Linked DNA regions of Homo sapiens: region 2 is linked to region 1. The links are chromatin loops, found by intact Hi-C in ENCODE. Cell type or tissue: heart right ventricle. All regions are shown on one strand.

Region 1 (2,500 bases):
CTCCCGAATAGCAGAGCATAAAGCGTATAGGATTTTAATTCAGAAGGTAATTCGACCTCCCTGGACAACAAAAATGCCATAAAAGAATCAGACTCAGCATTCACAGGCCAGCGTGGTTGTCGGTTCCACTTTTGGTCTCTGTATTTGCAAAGAGACGTAAAAAAATCCAAAACAAAAAGGATAACTAAAATTAGTATAACAAGGGCACAGGCAGAACGGTAGGATAGAGTCAAGGGGGTTATGTTCAGAGCATAACCAGAAGAAAACGTAGTGCCACAGGGAAAAACAGATGCAGGAGATGGTATTACAAAATGGTCATTTTAGTACTTTTTAAAAATCTATTTTTTTCCTCAAAAGACAGAAATTCACAAGTTATGATTTAGAACTATTTGGGACCATAAAGATTTTCAAATCTAAGCCCCTCTCACTTTATACATGAAGAAATTAAAGTCTAAAGAGATCTGGTAGTTTATCCAAGGTTATACAATTTTTTTGTGGCAGTACTAAGAATAGAATCTATGTCTCCCAACTCCTAGGTCAACTTTCTTAATATAAAACATAGAGGTTAATCCAAAACTGTGATTAAACACAAAAACCATCCAACAAACAAAAATGCCATGCCATAATCCATGAAACTAGCTTTGCATATAAAGAATAGTGAAATAAAGAATGCTTTGTATTTATTTTTTAAGATTTTGTTTATGTATCTATAACATAAACATTATTTAGTTGAAAGCATATCTGAATGTTCTGACACAATTCATTTTCCAGGGAGGTGAGCTAAAGTAGATGACTGAACAGTTTTTTAAAGCAAAGCATGAATCAAATTATTTTAATGATTTATGTTTTAGTAAAGAATACCAGGCCTGGTGCGGTGACTCACGCCTGTAATCCCAGCACTTTGGAAGGCTGAGGCAGGTGGATCACAAGGTCAGGAGATCAAGACCATCCTGATACGGTGAAACCCCGTCTCTACTAAAAAATACAAAAAAATTAGCCAGGCGTGGTGGCGGGTGCCTGTAGTCCTAGCTACTGTGGAGGCTGAGGCAGGAGAATGGCGTGAACCCAGGAGGCAGAGCTTGCAGTGAGCCGAGATTGTGCCACTGCACTCCAGCCTGGGCGACAAAGCAAGACTCCGTCTCAAAAAAAAAAAAAAAAAAAAAAGAATACCAAAGAAAATATTATAGCTATTCATTTCAAATGAATCTAGCTAGTCAACCCAAATTAACCAATCTAGACTCCTTTTAATGAGTTCACAGTGACTTTGTCTTCAGAGAGGAAGACAGGAAAGAGAAAGGAAACAACTCTCTCACTCTTCCCATTTCCCTACTGAAACAGGAAGTTTTGACAAAGGAAGGTAGAAAGCTGCAACATCACCACTGAACTTTCTCCCTTTCAGTTCACTTCAGGGATCCCATAATATTGAGTAATGTGGTAGAGCTTCCTAGCAGAATGGTTACCAAAATACCAATTCTCAGTTTTAGTTCTAGAAAAGGAGTTAATTTTTAATTAGTAATGCTACTTAAATATGTGAACAGGTGCTTAAATTTAAATTTTTAAGCACCGCTTTAACTGGTAGTAACTGAGCCTAAATATGTATTACACTAATGACCTTTTCATTATTGTTTACTTTTATATGCCATAGGACAAGCTAATGAGAAATGTGGCCTCCACTACACCAAGTGCTGGCTGGGAGGAAAAGACTAAAGAAAATCCCTCTACAGGTTTAGAAATACCTAGATACTGACATCTTTTATGTGTCAAAGCCAAAAAAAGCAAAAAGAGCTGCTTTTTCTTTCATTCTCAAGCTGCCCTACAGGTACCTGTTAAGACAATATATTACAGTATATTACACTTGGACCCACAAATATCAGCATGAGCCTGGAACTTCATTTATCTTGTCACTGTCATTGACTGTGGCTCTTTACTCACCAATATCGGGTGAAGAGCAAAAAGGAAAGATAAAGATACATTATTTAACTACCTTTTCTCTCTATGAATGCGGAGGAAGTGGCAGTACCACTCATCCAATGAAGGATCTCACGTTGTTCTTGCCTTGCTCAAATCACAGAAGTTTAAAGACAGAAGAGATGACCTTGTCTAACCTTTCCACTTACAGATAAGCAACCAATGGTCACTTGTCAGAGACATGCCAAAAGCCACACAACTAGACAGAATCAGAGATGGAATAAGATTAAAGAGGTTTGCTCATTCCCAGTCCAGTGTTCATTCTCCTTTCTTATGCTGCACTGCTCCAACAATATCTGGCAGCTCAAGGGGAAGTGTCAAGAGTGGGATAAACTGTCAGGAGTGGGATAAACAGCACGGGTTCAGTCTGGTTTGCAGGGCCACAGATTCTGAGGGCATTGCACTTGGCTTCTATTCCTGGTCACCAGAGTCACCCTTGTATCTAACACATCACAGTTCCTATGTTGATTCCACCTGTCCAGTGGAATTAAGAACAACAGAGTTCCGAGTACTGGAGGATTTTCCTGCTGAC
Region 2 (2,500 bases), 98 kb before region 1:
ATTTCATCTTTCCTCAAGAGTATGCAGATGGCAAACATATTAGTAATGTAACTTTTTTTTAAAATGCAGGCATATTGTGTTTTATTCTATCAAGAGTTTCTAACATTTGAAAAGAATTTATCTGACACTATTGTCCTTTCCTGCATTTCTTATATGACATCCAAAGCAAGTGACATTCCAACTGTCCTAAAATCATTAAAAAGCATGTTATACAACATGCTGTCATTTTCTCTATGAAATATTATAAACTCCCAAATCCTTAACAAACTTTCAATTTTTAAAACATCACTGCTACATGTGAACAGCCCACATAGATTTTTTTCATCAGTATCAATTATCTGTAAGTTTAGTAGAGGTAATTCCAATATCCATTACTTATTCACCTCACTTTACAAAAACAGATGAAAATTACACACCTCTTTAATTTCAAAATTCAGCAGCATATTAATGATGTCTACAGACCTAATTTCTTCCACTCCAGTTGTTAAAGTATTTTTTGAATCATGTACATCTTGTGATATAGAGATTTCAAGGGGCTCTTTAATTTCACCTGAAATGTTTAAAAGAAATTCATTACTTTTATTCACAAATTTCTTCCACAAATATTTATTGTGGACTTATATGAGTATTCTGGACCTGGTAGAGGCAATGAAAATCCACGAATTAGTAACAGCGCTAGCCCTTGGAAAACTCATGGTTTAGTGGAAGAGACATATACATTTAAAATACAAACAAACAAGCAGGCCACACCTAGTCACATTAAGTGAACAAATGTTAATAGACTCTATATAAAATGCACTGCAAGCACAGAACAAAGCGTGACACTGTTATACAGAAGTCAAGAAAGGATGTATTAGAGGAGGTATTATTCAAGTAGAGCAAAGGACCTCCTCACACGGTGGAGACATTACTAGAAAGGAGCAAAACCAGGGAATGATAACACATGATAGGTTTTGCAAACAGAATGGAGTTTGATATGGTTGAATCATAAGGGGGACAACAAGAGGTAATACTACAAAAGAAAAAAGGGAGTGGGAGGTCAGGGCCTCTTATGCCATATTAATAAACAAAGGTAAAGCTATATAATTATGATGCTGTGTTTCTGAAATTCGTACACCCTGAAATGCAATAAAATTGTTTTAAACTGTAATACAAAAAATAACAACAGCTATCACTTGCTAAGTGCTCATCTGTGTGGCAGACACTGTTCTAAGGTCTGTATATGGACTGTTCTATTTAATTCTTATGACATCTCTTTGAGATAAGAACTTTATTGTCCTTATTTCAGAGATGGGCAAATTGAGGTTCAGACAGATTCAGTCCCTTGCTCAGTGTCGCACAAATGGCAGAGCCCAAATTCAGCAGTCTGATTTTACAGTCTTCACTCGCCACTGTCCCTCAATATCATTAAGTTAGTTATTACCATTATTGCGGTTGACATTATCTTGACCACTAATACAACACACAGGAACCATGTAGTGTAAGCTACACCAGAATTCCATACAGAAAGCCGCTAATGTTAATCATTACCTTTGACAAAGCATTGCATAGCGCAAGGTTTCCTAACTATCACCTTACTCCATCACTGTTCCAAACATAATGTGAACCAGGGGAAATGATTCTAGCAAATATTTTTGCTTTTATGAAACAATTCCCAGAATAGGCAAAGATTTTTCAAATGGAAAACAAAAAATACTGATCATTTAAAAAACCAGTAAATTTAAGTTGATTGAAATTAACAAATTTTATTCATTAAAAGATCCATTAAAAGACTGAAAGGCCACCAGTCAGAATATCTATTGAAAAGTCAAAAAATAACAGATGTTGGCCAGGTTGTAGAAAAAAGGGAATACTTATACACTGTAGGTAGAAATATACATTATTAGTTCAGCCACTATAGAAAGCAGTTTGGAGATTTCTCAGAGAATTTAAAACAGAACTACCTTTGACCCAGCACTCCTATTACAGGGTACATACCCAAAGAAAAATACCTCATTCTACCAAAACGACCACATGCCCTCACCTATTCATCACTGCACTATTCACAATAGCAAAGACATGGAATCAACCTAGATGCCCACTGACAGTGGACTGAATAATGAAAATGTGGTACATATACACCATGACATGCTATGCAACCACAGAAAAGAATGAAATCATGTCCTTTTCAGCAACATGGATGGAGCTGGAGGCCATCATCCTAAGTTAATTAGCTCAGCAAGAGAAAACCAAATACCACATGTTCTCACTCGTAAGTGGGAGCTAAACATTAAGTACACATGGACACAAAGATGGGAACAACAGACACTGGGGACTACTAGAGGGGAGAGGGGGGGACTGGGGGAGGGCTGAAAAACTACCTATCAGGTACTATGCTCACTACCTGGGTAATGGGATCATTTGTAGACAAAATCGCAGTGACATGCAATTTACCCATGTAACAAACCTGGACATGTACCCCCTGAATCTAAAATAAAAATTGGGAAAAAAAGAGAGTGAA

Evidence for each region. Peaks named below come from ENCODE experiments on the same cell type or tissue, not always from the same donor. Only the 100,000 strongest peaks of a DNase experiment are listed, where the experiment ranks them.
Region 2: it touches region 1 in a loop (24-fold over the local background); 3 of 110 quality-filtered maps call a loop at or near these places.

What each region holds. Positions count from the first base shown.
Region 1 is chr15:62,051,531-62,054,030 of GRCh38, forward strand. All of the region lies in intron 1 of VPS13C (vacuolar protein sorting 13 homolog C), which reads right to left. Among named protein-coding and RNA genes, the nearest start is that of VPS13C, 7.7 kb to the right of the region's middle. In heart right ventricle, no CTCF peak of the experiment used is centred here; no DNase peak of the experiment used is centred here; H3K27ac peaks cover 392 bases.
Region 2 is chr15:61,954,005-61,956,504 of GRCh38, forward strand. VPS13C (vacuolar protein sorting 13 homolog C) reads right to left here. Exons shown (of 85, transcript NM_020821.3): 38 at 417-550. Among named protein-coding and RNA genes, the nearest start is that of VPS13C, 110 kb to the right of the region's middle. In heart right ventricle, no CTCF peak of the experiment used is centred here; no DNase peak of the experiment used is centred here.